Linked DNA regions of Homo sapiens: all the other regions are linked to region 3. A link is an interaction called in ENCODE POLR2A ChIA-PET data of the cell type or tissue named here. Cell type or tissue: MCF 10A. All regions are shown on one strand.

Evidence for each region. ChIA-PET counts read pairs that join two places held together with the same protein. Peaks named below come from ENCODE experiments on the same cell type or tissue, not always from the same donor. Only the 100,000 strongest peaks of a DNase experiment are listed, where the experiment ranks them.
Region 1: POLR2A ChIA-PET joins it to region 3 with 6 read pairs; 2 of 35 experiments call an interaction of 5 or more read pairs at or near these places.
Region 2: POLR2A ChIA-PET joins it to region 3 with 6 read pairs; 3 of 35 experiments call an interaction of 5 or more read pairs at or near these places.

Annotation. Positions count from the first base shown.
Region 1 is chr1:58,924,099-58,929,098 of GRCh38, reverse strand. No RefSeq gene overlaps it. Among named protein-coding and RNA genes, the nearest start is that of LINC02777, 22 kb to the right of the region's middle. In MCF 10A, no CTCF peak of the experiment used is centred here; no DNase peak of the experiment used is centred here.
Region 2 is chr1:59,831,949-59,836,948 of GRCh38, reverse strand. HOOK1 (hook microtubule tethering protein 1) reads right to left here. Exons shown (of 22, transcript NM_015888.6): 4 at 4,736-4,786; 5 at 3,412-3,544; 6 at 1,537-1,604; 7 at 14-76. Among named protein-coding and RNA genes, the nearest start is that of HOOK1, 20 kb to the right of the region's middle. In MCF 10A, no CTCF peak of the experiment used is centred here; a DNase peak (open chromatin) is centred at 2,778.
Region 3 is chr1:59,748,658-59,753,657 of GRCh38, reverse strand. The region is part of intron 14 of FGGY (FGGY carbohydrate kinase domain containing); the gene reads right to left. Among named protein-coding and RNA genes, the nearest start is that of MIR4711, 18 kb to the right of the region's middle. RefSeq lists a silencer at 824-913. In MCF 10A, no CTCF peak of the experiment used is centred here; a DNase peak (open chromatin) is centred at 2,827.

The DNA.
Region 1 (5,000 bases), 820 kb after region 3:
CTAATGTTTCTTGAGCAGTTATTATTGTCCAGGCACTGGGCTTAGTGCTCTGTAGACGTGACCTCTTTGGTCTTCAGATGCACCTAAGAGGCAGGTGCCCCAGTCAAGATGAGCCAGGTCATACTACAGGAATTACAAAAAAAATTCTAGGTGGCTGCAGACACAAAGGTCTATTTCTTGCTCCTGCTCCATGCATCCATGAATGTGGCAGGGGGAAGAGGTATGGCAAGTTGCAAATCCGAGAAACCAATAAGGTTTGAAAGACTGGGAAGGAACAGAGAAAGGGGTTCAGAGTCTGGAATTCAGGAGGAGGTCAATGAGTCAGTCTGAGGAGAGCTCTGAAAAGATAAGAGGGAGGGGTCAGAGTGAGACCCAGCTATTTGAGATTTCAAAGGTGGAGCAGTAGCCAGCCGAGATGAAAGCTGGGTGCGGCTCTGAGTATAGGTGGCTGCCGCGGAATAAAGCAAAGGTCCCTGGAGTTGAGGAGGTCGAAGGTGGGAAAGAGGGAGCCACACTTCTAGTCTTGGGGAAAAGGGGGTCTGGAAGGATGCAACAAGCCCCTGGTGAAGTACAGTGTAGCTTCTTGGGTTATAAATTTTACCAGGACATGAGATTTGTAAATAATGTTTTAATAGCCAAACCTGGGAATAAAATATAAGATTTCAAAAAAGTGTGTGTGGAGGTCCACATGCCTCTACCGTGGAAAGCTGGAGAAGCACTGGGTTTGAGGGGGCCACTTACCCGTCATAGATGACAGCAAACAGGAGGACTAGAGATGCAAACACCCAAGGACCAGGGTCTTTTCTGATTTCCATCTAATGATGATAATAATAAGAGCTAACAGTTCATGAGAGCTTATTACATGCTAGGCACTGTCCTAAACACTTTAGGTGTATAGCTACTTCAGTCATCTCATGATGTCCTGTAGGGACATACCATTTTTATTCCCATCTTACGAGATGGAAAAAGAAGCCTAGAGGAATTGTGTAAGTTGGCCAACGTGGCATCACTAGTGTAAGTCGCAAGTGGGATTTGAACTCAGGTAAACCAGCTTTAGAACCCATACCCTTAAATGCTGCACTAGTGGTTTTCCAACATGGGTAATCACTAGAATTGCCTGGGGTGGGGTGGGGTGGAGGATTTGTTAAAGCAGGATGTTTGGTCCCTCCCCTAGAGTTTCTGATTCAGTCAGTCTGGAGTGGAGCCCAAGAATTTCCATTTCTAAGAAGTTCCCAGGTGATCATTGAGCAGCTGGTCCCAAGGCTGCACTTTGAGAACCTCTGTTCCGCTTCATACCACCTCGCAAATAGACACACACACCTTCTCTTAGTGCATGGCAGATCCAGCATCTCTTTCCAGATGTGATTACCAAATGTGTGGCAGCAGGTGTATCTGTTTCACAGGAGGGTAGAGGATTAAGGTGTAGGTAGCATTAGGGGACATAAAAGAAGCTCAGTCCTGCTTCTTGGCTTTGAGGTGTGTGGAATATGAAAAAACAAACCATCTCCATGGGGACAGCAAAGTATACAGGTTCCACTTCAGATCCAGAGACAAAGGCATGCAGAGAGGTGAGGTTTTAAGTGGAGTATATTTGGCACAATACGGGGATACTACAGGGCACAGTAGGAAGAGGGAGCAAAGAAGACAGCAGCAATGGGAAAAATGAGCAAGAGTTGGATGTGAGTGGGGTACTGCTGAGGGAGACAGGAGTTGTCTAAAGAGAGCAGTGCTGCAGGAAAGAAATGCAGACAGGCAGTCCCTGGAGATGTTCCTGAAGTTGTTGCTCTCCAGTCCACTTTCAGAATCTTCCCAGCGCAGAAGCTGATGACAAATAAGATAGAAACTGATGCCCAAATAGAAGTGAAAGAGCTTGAGGCTTCTCAGGGAAAAGGAAGAGAAAGAAGTTCAGAGTGAGTCAAAATCAGGTGTTGGCCTCTGCAAAGCCAGCTTTTAAAAGCTTAAATGCCCTTCCCATTCATTCCTTTGCGTGAGTGTGTGGGCCACTGCAGTTTCCCACCCGCCATCTCTCCTGCAGTTTGTGGTCCAGCTTAATTAAGAGTTCTGCTGGTCCATTAGTGTCGTTCACCTCTCTAATTGGGCACCAGCTGTGTTTTCTCTTGACAACGACTCCTTTATGGAACTTCTAAAATGCATTACATGAAAAAACATAACTGTTTCAGGGTTATATGATTATAAAACCAGGAACACTTGTTTTCTATAGAAATGAAGAGTTCATCTTTCTATGTTCCAGAAACTGTTTTTTGAAAAATGGGGAGGGGGAGTATTGAAGGGCGAATTCTCCATTTGTTTATGTTCGGAATATGAACGCTGATTGTGGTTTTGCATAATCACAGGTGTTGGTGCATAAAGACTTGGGAAGTTTCCTGGCAGAAAAGTGAGACTTGAGAAATTGAACCATGAATGGCTCCATTTACGAACAGCCACCGATGATTGACAGAATGACTATTAGTAGCTAATATTAGCTGAGCTCTTCCTATGGGCTTAACCCTATGCCAAGCACTTGACATAGATTACCTTGTTTAAACCTGGCTGTTGCCTTATGGCCTTATTAGATGGGGGCAATTACTTTCCCCATTTTCACAGATCAGAAAACCGAGTCCAAGGAAGATGAAATAATTCATGTTTAAGGTCACACAACTCAACATGCAGTGGCTGAAGTGGAACTGAAACTCAGGTCTGTCCCATGCCAAAATTCCTTTCTGGTTCTCTCCAACTAAACAATGCAATTAACTGGTGGAGCTAAAGTGCTCTGCTTGCAACAATTGCAAATATCAACAACAATCTCCCCTAACATTGGTACAGAGCTTCCAAGTCACCAAGTTCATTTATGTTTGCTGCCTCATGTGATATGACAGCCCTGTTGGAGAAACAAAGCAGTTACCATAATCCTATATTACAGATAAGAGAACTGATCTAGATTCTCAGGGCTAGATTACTTAACCAGGCACACACTACCAGTAAAGAATGGAGTCAGACCTTTCTAATTCCTAATCCAAATCTAGTGTCCATATCGCTACTTCCTACCCTCTCCCAATGTAGGTTTCTTGCTGAAGAAAGGGAAGATAGACAGACAGATAGGTAGGTAGGTAGGTAGGTAGACAGATGCATAAATAATAGATGAAAGATAGATATTTCCAATTATTCATTTATTCATTTGTGCCTTTATTCATTTAATTAGCTATATTATATTTTTAATTTCCCTATCCTGATCACTTATAAGTTTATTTAGTTGCTGCCTGTCACCCCTCCTTGGAATGTGAGCTCCATGAGAGCTGGCCCTTGTCCCTCTTTTTTTTTTTTTAAATCAACTTTTATTTTAAGTTCCAGGGTACATGTGCAGGATGTGCAGGTTTGTTACCTAGGTAAACGTGTGTCATAGTGATTTGTCGCACAGATCAACCCATCACCTAGGTATTAAGCCCAGCATGCATTAGCTATTCTTCCTGCTCTCCTTCCCCTCACCCCAACCCCGATAGGCCCCAGTGTGTGTTGTTCCCTCTCATGTGTCCATGTGTTCTCATCTTTCAGCTCTCACTTTTGTAAGTGAGAACATGTTGTGTTTGGTTTTCTGTTCCTGTGTTAGTTTGCTGAGGATAATGGCTTCCGGCTCCATCCATGTCCCAGCAAAGGACATGACCTTGTTCCTTTTTATGGCTGTATAGTATTCCATGGTGTATATGTACCACATTTTCTTTCTAATATATCATTGATGGGCATCCTTGTCCTTCTTGATAATTATATTTCCAGGTCCCCAATAATGCCTAGAACTTAGAAGATTCTTAATTAACATTTATTGTTGAATCCATTCAAACAACTATTAATTAATTTGCTCAGTAAACGTTTATTAAGTATCTACTATGTGCCCGGCACAGTTAGGTCTGAGAGATACTGCCCTGAAAGAGACAGGTACAGTTCCTACCTCCATGGAGCTTTCATTCTAATAGGGAGGGGAGATTTATTCACAAGTAAATGAGATCATTGCTGCTGATTGGGATTTGCATCATGTGGGGCTTACCAGAGTGATGTGATAGAAAGTTTTTGTTCTAGAGCTGTTCACATGCTACTGAGCCAGACCTTGCAGCCCCCGAGGCAGTTTCCATCTCACATGATTAGTAGGGGCTTTACAAACTCAGAGACAATGCAGTTAACTCAGAGTGGGAGGGATTGGGTGGGGAGGAATCAGGGAAGGCTTCCTGAAGAAGAAGCATCCCAGTGGTTTTAAAGACGACTAGAAGTTCTCCGGGAAAGGGGTGGGGAATATTCTAGGCCTGTGCAAGGACAGGTGGCAGAAGGCCAGTGGGCACACTGCAAGGGGTGACTGAGCCTTAGTGTGAGGTGGGAAGAAAAGAGGTGAGGGAGACGGGCATGAATCAGGTCCAGAAGCACCCTGTTAGGATGGTTAGTTTTATGTGTCAACTTGACTAGGCTATAGTACCCAGATATTCAACCAAACACTAATCCAGGTGTGCTGAGAAGGTATTTTGTGAATATGGTTAATACCTAAAATCAGTTGACTTTAAGTAAAGAAGATTGTCCTCAATCACATGAGTGGGCCTCAGTCAGTCCATTGATAGGCCTTAAGAGCAAGACTGAGATTTCCCTGAGAGAGAAAGAATTCAGCTTGTGAACTGCAGCTTCAGCTCTGCCCAAGAGTTTCCAACTGGCTGACCTGCCCTGCATATATCAGAAATGTCTAGCAAGATCCCACAACTACAGAAGCTAATTCCTTGAAGTAAATCTCTAGATAGACAGATAGATAGATGATAGATAGATAGATAGATAGATAGATAGATAGATAGACAGACAGATAGAAAGAGAGATAAGATGGATAGATTAGATTATATATAGATTTGATAGATAGGTGGGTAGATAAGATAAATAGATAAATTAGATAGATAAGGCAGATGATAGGTAGATAGACAAGATAGATAGATATAGATAGAAGATAGAAAGATAGATAGATAGATAGATAGATAGAT
Region 2 (5,000 bases), 83 kb before region 3:
CTAAAATACTCACCTGTTGCTCCAATTCTCCAACAGCATCATTTGGAGGAGAGCTCAATATTTCTTTACTCATCAACTAGGAAATTAAAATAATAAAATTAAGTATAACAATGTGATGTTTATGAAGTAAAATATATTTTCTTGAAAGGATAGTAAAATGATTTATATTTAGCTTTTCCTTGCCTTAATTTGAGGATCCTTAGAACGCTATTCAGATAAAAACTTTATTAGAGCCTTAACTTAATAACACAAATTCAAGCATATTAGTGAGGACACTATAAGTAAATTGTGCTTTAAATACATAGATATATTCAAAATACTTGTGTACTGACAAATTTCAATACAAGTCCTAAAAGACATATTACTGATAAAGAGTGAACACATTAAATAATTTTTAAAGGGATTCATATACATTATAAGTTAATACTTTTTTAATGCAGCCTTTTTGAGAAGTCATTTTAAAAGTAGGAGTTACGATTATATGAAAAAAAGATCCTGTAAAATAACTCTGAGATGAAAGGCAGATTTACTTATGTACAGGGATACTCTGAATCCAAACCAACAATGCAAACTCAGGGAGTACAGACTACAAAAGTCCTGTATGACGTCTCCCTCTAAGTCATGCCCCTTCCAAAGTCTGCTTTTCCTGAAGTCTCCTCTGCAATCCATCTCAGCCTTTTAGGCTGATATTAAGAATCAACTCTGCACCACATTAATTCTGAATCCTTCCTGGCTCAACTTAGATAACTAGACTAGCTTTAATCCAACTTACCTGGTAAAACTAAACCTAAGTACCACCATATTTGCTCACAGATCTAACATTTTGAAAATGCATATGGTATATATAAATGAAAAATTCAGGAAAGATTGTTATAACTGGAAGAAAAAAAAGAAAAAAGAAAAACTCCTGTCTGGTCAGAGACTGTTCTGGTCAGAGACTGTTTATCCTGCGTTTCCTGCTTAGTTGAAGTTATTTAAAGGAAGGGTCCCCAACCCCCAGGCCATGGACTGGCACCAGTCCATGGCCTGTTAAAACTGGGCTGCACAGAAGCAGGTGAGTGGCAGGCAAGAGAGCATTATCACCTGGACTCCACCTGCTGATAGATCAGCGGCAGCATTAGATTCTCATAGGAGCAAAAACCCCACTGTGAACGCTTCTTACGTGAATCTAATGCCTGATTATCTGAGGTGGAACAGTTTCATCCCAAAACCTTCCCCCTGCCCGCCACCCCGGGTCTGTGGAAAAATTGTCTTCCACAAAACTGGTCCCTGGTGCCAAAAAGGTTGAGGACCACTGATTTAAAGAGACTTGATAATATTAATTTATTAACCAGCTTTTAAAATGCAGAGGTACTAAAATTGGGCTTAAAGGCCTTTTAAAATATTTTTGGGGGTAAAAAAGGAAGACCCACTAGCTAAGGGGAAGTAAACTTACAACAAAGAGCAAGTTTTTAAAAAAGAAAAGCATAAAGTATGAAAAGTTTTGTATAATTTGGTTTAGGATTTTTATACTCATAGGAACATGATATAACTTACCTCTTGAATAGCAGTCATGACCACATGTTGAACAGACTCTTCCAGTGTCATTATATTTTGAATATGTTCTATGATTTAAAAAAATCAAATCTGAAAAAAATCTACTCTTTACACATAGTACCTTAGCCATCAAATTAATAGACTATAAAAATTCATCTACCCACAGATAATCCTTTATGTAAATACATTATTTGTCCACCAGTATGTCTTCCTTCCTCACCAAGATAAACTGAGTATTGTTAAGCAAATGAATTCATTCTTTCAAGATTGAGATTGTTGCAGTCAGTACCTTGAAATCATTTTAAAAATCAATTCATACAGCAAAATACAAAAGTGTGAAAGCTTTTAAAAAGTTATGTATCTAGGAATTGAATTCCTTTTAAAACTGGACAAAATTGCTCAATAGTGCTTAGAAGTAAATTATGAAAATATTACATATAATATTAAAATTTTTAGGATGCAACAAAATAATCACTTTAAGGCAAAATTACCACTTAAAATGTCAATTATAGCTTAGAAAAGGAACAGCTGATTAATTCACAAGAAAAACGTATGAGATAAAAGAGGACAACAAAACTAAATAGTAAAAACAAAATAGAATCAAAGCCAAAAGTTGGCTCTTTAAAAAAGACTAACGAAACTTACAAACCTGGTTAAGATTAATTAAGCAAAAATAAGTTACAAATAACCAGCAATGAAAATATTAACAAAGCATTAATCAATGAAAAAATAAAAATAATCACGATTACAACAAAAAATTACTAGATTTATAAATAAATTACTACTTGTCAATTTGTGATTAAATATTTAGAGAAGTTTTAACCTTCCATGAGCAAATGTCCCTGCTTTTATGAAAAACCCAATATACAGATCTTTAACTTTATTTATAAGTGAGAAATAAAAGCCTACAGAGAAGTACTGGCTTGTCCTAGAAAAAAACTTCTAGTAAATAGTAGAGATGGACTAATATAAAAATTCTCTGACACCTAGTCACTGTCCTTTTATAATTGATAAACTACAATTAATTTCATGTATTTTGTTTTATTTTTCTCCTTTCAGAGTTTGTAGGTAAATTTATCCCAGCTTATATCCTTTCTTCATTAGTCAGACAATGTTGAATGTTTTCCAAGGCCCTGGCTTGAAGTATTTGCATTTTGCAAACTTAAGCACTCAACATTATTCTTTCATAAAGGTGGTGTACTAAGAACAAGTTTGGATGAATCATGCAAAAAAACATCAGCGTCAAAAGTCTCACCACCGAAACGGATTAAAGCCCTCAAGGGAAGGAGGTCTGGGCCTGTTCAGTTCATCATTCATCATTACATGCAACCAAATATGATCCTTTTGTACTCAGCAAAATATGGATCACTGTGTTTGGATATACCAATATAATGCATCAATTCCATTTATATCATTAGACCACTTATCTGGAGGATATATTGGACAGATATGCTTCTGAATGGAGCAGAATATTATCTGAAGAAACTTGAATTATAAATTAGTAGCTGAATATTTATTTATGAAAACTGAATCCACATAAGGTTCTTACATGTAAAATAGACATAATGTATCAAATGAATAAGTACAATTTTTATTGACTATCCACTAAGTCTTATGTACTGGGTATATTAAACTAATTAAACTAAAATACATCTAATTTAGCCACTGAATATGAATATCAGAATCCAGGTACAAATAGGACACTCAAGGTATGCCACTTTTCAACGACAGAGTTGGGCTAGAATTCAGATCTTCTGGTTTACGTTTCAGGGTGCTTTCTGCCAAGCTTTAATAGTATGATTTAATGCTAGCTTATATAGCAATGTAGAAAGTTTCTAGAAAGTAGAAATCCTCAAATGATTGAAATTCACTTACCTTGCTTCTTTTCACAGTTGATCGCACAACCTAAAATAAGCTGGAGCAACCTCCCAAGCTCCACTGGATCTGAACATTCGGTTATTTGGTTTAAATCAGGGATAAGTGCTTCTGAAATCTGCTGCCCCAAAAACTACAATATTAAAATAAATTAGATCACTCATTTATGTCGGCTGCAAAGAATTTGCTACATTTAATATTACAATGAAAATAAATTATAAATTCACGAAACAACTCAGATAAAATAACAAATGACAAATAAATAATTATTAAAACCAGTTAGCAATGTTCAGGCAACATTCCAAAATTCTGAGTAACCAACCAAAAGCACTATATTTCCTTTTGGTTTCACATCAAATATCCTTTGATTTCACTGTCAGAGAGAAGAATTTAACTTAAGAAGCACTTGGCCTAGTCTACTATGATAAAACTTATGCCTGTCCATTAAATAATAAGCATATGTTAAGCCAAAGAATATTCATAATATTTTCATATATAATCAATTAACAGAGAAACACAATGTAAATCACTGTACTTTTACAAATGAGCAACAAATCTAATGGATTAATTTTTTTTCCTGGTCTTATCTTTCTTTTTCTTATTTTTTAGCTGATTAAAAGGGTTCTTGGCATTAAAACAGCTTCAGAATTAGTTTTAGGTATTTAATAAATTGAAAAATTTTAGAGAATATTAAACATTTTGGGAAGAAATTACAAGTTTAATTGTGTGACGACTTTAAAGAATAGAAACAAAAATTCTTTAATGGAAAAGTCATTCAAAAGCTGCCAATCATTCAGCAATAAACTCTCTTATATCAAAAACCCTACTAGAGAACTTGTTATGATGCTGAATAAGAAAAAACAAAACTATTTGACTAATGTACTATCTAAAGTGACTTTATAATACTACTTTTATTTTGCATTTTTTCCAATTTACTTGTATGAGCATAATCTCATTTATGTCTTTGCTACTGTTTACGCTGGGAAGAAATGTCAAAATATTGCTTTAAATAGAAAATTATTTCAATTAATTATAAAGTCTACTTTATAGTATTGCACAAAATCAAATATATTAAAGATGAAGGTAATTCTACTTGAAAATCAATTCGGAGAGTATCAATACCTAAGCAATGTTATCTTACAAATCAATATATCCAAGCTTATTTTCACAAATGAGCATTCTATAAAAATGACAATAAAACATGTTCTAATTATGACTTACATTCCAGTAAAATATTATAAACAAAAAACCAAGTGATTTTTCAGTCTTAAAGTAATTTTCGTATAGCATGATGCATTTAAACAAAGTCAGATGGTTTTCATACCTCATGATAATAACTCATAATTCCTTGAAGGACCTTCTTTACATTACTGGCCTAATGTGAAAAAAATAAGAGATTCTTATTTCAGATTAATAATGAAAGAAAAGTTATGTCAGCATGAAAGACAATAAAAACTTTCCCCTAATTAAAAAGAACAACAAAAACATTATAATAGAGTTCTATAAATACAAACACATGATGCTTTTTAACCATCAGAGATTTAATCAGTGTTTAGTTAAGTAGGGTGATTCTATTTAAAGTGGGTCAC
Region 3 (5,000 bases):
TCGGATCAATATATATTAAAATGTTAACAGGTTGGATAGCATGGGTAACAATTTTTTTTTCTTGTCAAGTTGCTTATTGTGTTTTCTAAATTTTCTACAGTGGCATATATTAATTTTGTATTTGTAGGGAAAACATGTAATGCCATATATATATATATATATATATATATATATATATATATATATATATTTAAAGTTATGCTTATAAAGACAGTCAAAATGACTCGGGCTCACCTTCCCCTTTCCTGAAAGGCAGGGCTCATTATGGGTCCCTGACACAACGTGGAGAATACCCTGAGAATCAGTGCTGTCATCAGAAACAGCACTGCTGAGTTTTTCAATTTCTCCAAATAATTAACATAAAACTGAAATCTCATGATCCCACTTGGCTGCAGGAAATCTGAAATTACCACAACATAACAATATGAATTTAGTATGGAAATGCTGACACATGCTAAATATAGTCACCCCCACAATATATTTCTGTTCCAAAGGGTTTATTTGAAGTTGGCCTCCAAATTCATACTTTTTGTCAGCAGGCAGGAGCCGGACAATCTTAATTTGCAGCACGCTACCCTCTTTGTTTGAGAGTCTAGACAGCACAATTAATACAGTGACTTTTCTTTTTCCTTTTGCCCACACAATGAAAGCTTTTTAAAAACAAAATATTTTGTAAAATAGCATTTTAATCACTTCTTTTCTTTCTCTCTATAAGGCAGAGCTATAAATAAACCATGAAAGTTCACATTTGATCATCACTTCTGAAAGCAAGTGAAGGGTTTCTGGAGGAAAAAATAGGGGCCCTGTACCACGGCCATGAAAGACTGCATTCATGGGTTTGACCCTTCCCTGGTGTGTCGAGGCTGAGATACTAATCAGCACACACTGCTCACCACTTCTCTTGTGGCAGCACTGGCAACAGCCAGGCCTGCATGTGGCCAGGGGAAACACCCAATTCTCACTGTAATGACCTGGCCTGGGAGCTACCAAAGGGCTGTAGGCCATGTTGGAGTGAGTTACCAGGGAAATGAGGTTAAAGGAAGCCATGGGTTCTTCAGTACCCTTGGAAAAGATGTGGATTCCATGAGTGGTAGACTTACTGATGTTGGCAATTTTGGGAGCAGAAGATCTAGTACCTTCTCCCCTACCCTGAGGAAGGGGAATAATGGGCTTAAGCCTTTTGGGGAAGACTGTCAGTAGTCTAGCCCAAGGTACTACAGGGCACTGCAAGCTGGGCAATTCCAGAGTCACCATCTATAGGGGAGAATATAGCAGAACTTAGTGTGGTGGAAACAAGCTATATATGAACTCCCAGAAGGCAGAAATCACATCACTGTAGGCCTAATGTCTAGCACAGTCCTAGCACTTACAGGTGCTTGGTTAGTGTTTGCAGAGTTGCCAAAGGAAAAAGTGATGGCAGTGTTTCTTAAGTGGCATCCATAAACTCCAGGGAATTCTCATTAAGATTCCAGAAGAAAATACTGGAAGTGCCATTTATATGACTTTTTTTGGTCTTAAGAAATTAATTACACTTTACCAGCATTTAATATATGGATTGTTACTAGACAATTTATCAGTTTGGCCACACATCAGTCAGTCATGAGTCACATAAGATGTGTGAGGTTCTTGTGAGGAGAGTGGGAGCTCTCCAACTCCAGGGATGGCCCTATGGCACTCCCTTATATGTCCTCAGCTTCCAGAATTGCTACATGTTGTCGTTTGCATGTTCCAGGTTAGTGATTAATAGGTATTAACTAGTTTAAACTAACCCTCACAAAATGGACAAGCAGCTAAAAAAGATTCAGTCAATGGATTTGCACGTGATGGAGATAATTATCACCAGTTCACCATTCAGATTCAAGTAAACAAGAAAATGGTGATGTATTTACTCAGTACTAGCTCCTCATATTGTAAGGTAAAAACAATGAAGACCTAGTCAAATAAGACAAGGATTGGGAAAATAATCAAAATTATCAAGAAGATTGCCTTAGATTTCGATACATAGGCACATACAAAATCATTTAAAAATCATCAAAAATCATTTTAAAATTATTAAAAACACACCTGGCCATAGACATATAGTGTACTTTTACATGTTGCTAATATTAGCATGAAGCCATCATGACAGGTAAACACATTGGAAATACTTTGGTTCAGCTATATTTCACTTGTTTTATAGAGTAAATAATCTATGAACACAGTATAGCACATCATGCTTTTTCATAAATAGGTTTTCATGTACTGAGGATGCATACTCAAAATTTATTTTAACTGATGGGGGTATATGGTTAAAAAACACTGTGGTGTCTGTTGACTTAGGGGCCGACTACCACTGCCATTGCCATTTTACTGGTTTAAGCTTTGTACTCTGTGCTGTGCTGATTATTTTAAGTACATGATCTTTTTAACCCTCAAAAGGACATTAGGACACAGATCATCTATCACCACTTTGTGAATAAAGGAACTGAAAATAGAGAGAATATAAGTAATTTTCCCAAGGTCATAAAGCCATTATGTAGTAAAACCAGAATTCAAGCCCACTTCTGACTCCAGGCCATTGCAAACCCTACATTCGGACTCAGTGGTACCATTCTCCCTGTCATGAAAACAGCCTGATTCTTGAGTGCCCTAGGCTGGAGTTCAAATCCTACTTCTGCTGCTTATTAGCAGGTGTGATTACCTGGAGTGAGACGAGCACGTGTGTATCAGTGAGATGCATCAATACAGGACACTGTACCTTTTTTTTTTTTACAGATGCTGACACATAGCTCTAAAATACAGGAATCTGCCTTCCTGAGGAACTCTGACTCATTTGACTGGAACAACAAGTTCACATGCTAATGTGTGGGCTGAGGCACGTGACCCCTCCATAGAAAAACAGAAAATATATCAATGTGACTTTCCTTCAACACGCATTAAGAAATGGCTAGTTGTTCTCTTATTTATTTTGCTTTCTTTTCCTTTTGACACAGTCATCTTTTGACCTGCACCTGGTATTCTGTGTAACCCCCATGAATTGGAGACAAAAATATCAATTGAGAAGCAGGAAGGGATGAGAGAAAAAGAGAGTGGGAGAGGTCTTTATCATTACTCATGATATGAAAACTGGCACCTCATTTATAATTTTAAGTACACTATGTGCACACATTTACATATCTTTAGAGTGTTGACTATATGGGTGTATACTTCATCAAAATTCATCAAGCTGTACATTAATATCTTTGTATTTCACCTTATGTGTACTATATCTCAATTTAAAGTTTGCAAAAGAAAATGAGAAAACAGAACTGCATGTCAGTATATTTATATTTTATTTTATTTTCAATTATAAAAATGCCTACCAAGAGAAAAAAAAATTTTTAGACGCCCAGTCCTCTAATTTTGACTCTAAAACATACCTCAAATTGGTCTCTTGGTCATAAAGGAGGGGAGGAGTGGAAGCTTTATAATTCTGTAGGAAATGGAGGCATTAGCAGAAAGATACTGGGTTTTAGAGATAAATGGGCTTGGGGTTGGATCCAGGCTCTGCTACTTATCAGATGTGTGAATCAAAGCTCAGTTTTCCCATTTATTAAGTGGGAATAATAATATCTACTCAGTGTTGTTGAAAATTCCAGTATCCCATTCTCTGACCACTACTGCCTAACTGGTCTCTTGACTTCCACTTTGGTTCCCCTTATAGCAGTCAGGACCAGTCTAGGTGATTTTTCAGAAGCAGAGAAAATAAAGGGCAGTGATTAAAATACAGACTGACTATAACAGACTGCCAGAATTTGAAACTGGATTTTTACATTTACTAGCTGTATAATCACGGAATAATTACTTAATTTCTTCATGCCTGTTGCCTCATCAGAAAATGGGGATAAAAATATGCCTTTCATAGGACTGCTATGAGAAGCACGTGAGTTATTTGAGGTAAAACACAACAATGCCAGCATATAGTAAATGCTACATAAACTTTAGATATTTATTATCCCTTTAGCATGCAAGCTCCATGTGGCCAGGGGTGTGTATTGGATTCATGCACCACACCAAGAACTGTGCCTGGCCAGAATAGTTAATCTATAAGGATTTGTTAAATGAATCAATGAATGATTTTACCTCTCTGGGCTGTTTTTACCTACAACACTCCTGACACCAAATGTATGGGTTTTTTCCTCACACTCACCAATTCTCCAACTCTCCTGCCACCAATTGCATGACTTATAATTAAATTTGATTCAATTCTGACACTGACCCCAGTTAGTTAGTGTCAGACCCCACAGCTTCAGGGCTCAGTCCAGCAAGACTGCCCACACTTCAGATGCCAATCACAAGTCCTGGGTCTCCTGTATTTCTGACCAACTGACCGCAAATTGGAGGTTTCCACAAACTCCACCCCCCAAGGCTTGATAATTTGCTAGAATCGGCTTATGGAGTTCAAGACAACGGTTGACTTACTATTACCAGTTTATTATAAAGGATAAAATTCAGGAACAGCCAAATGGAAGAGATACATAGAGCAAGGTATGAGGGGAGGGAGGTGCAGTGGTGCAGTGAGCTTCCATGCCTCCTCCAGGCATGCCATCCTCTCAATACCTCCCTGTGTTCACCAATCCAGAAGCTGTCTAAACCCCATCATTTAGGGGTTTTTATGAAGGTTTCATTACTTAGGTATAATTGAGTAAATCATTGGCCATCGGTGATTGACTCAATCTCTAGCCCCTTTCTCATTCTGGAAGGTCAGGGGAGGGGCTGAAAGTTCAACCCTCTAATCATGCCTTGGTCTTTCTGGTGACCAGCCCCCATCCTGATGCTACGGAGGGGTTCTCAGCCATCAGTCATCTCATTACCATACACATGGAGCTTAATCTAAGCTCCATAAAAGTGAAGTCCTTGGCTTTCCTTTCTTTGAAGTATCCCTAGCTTTTAGCAGGGATTCCAAGAATTTTAGAAGCTGTGTGCCAGGAACTAGGGACAAAGACCAATATTTATTTTTTAACACGTCCTTGCAACAGTGT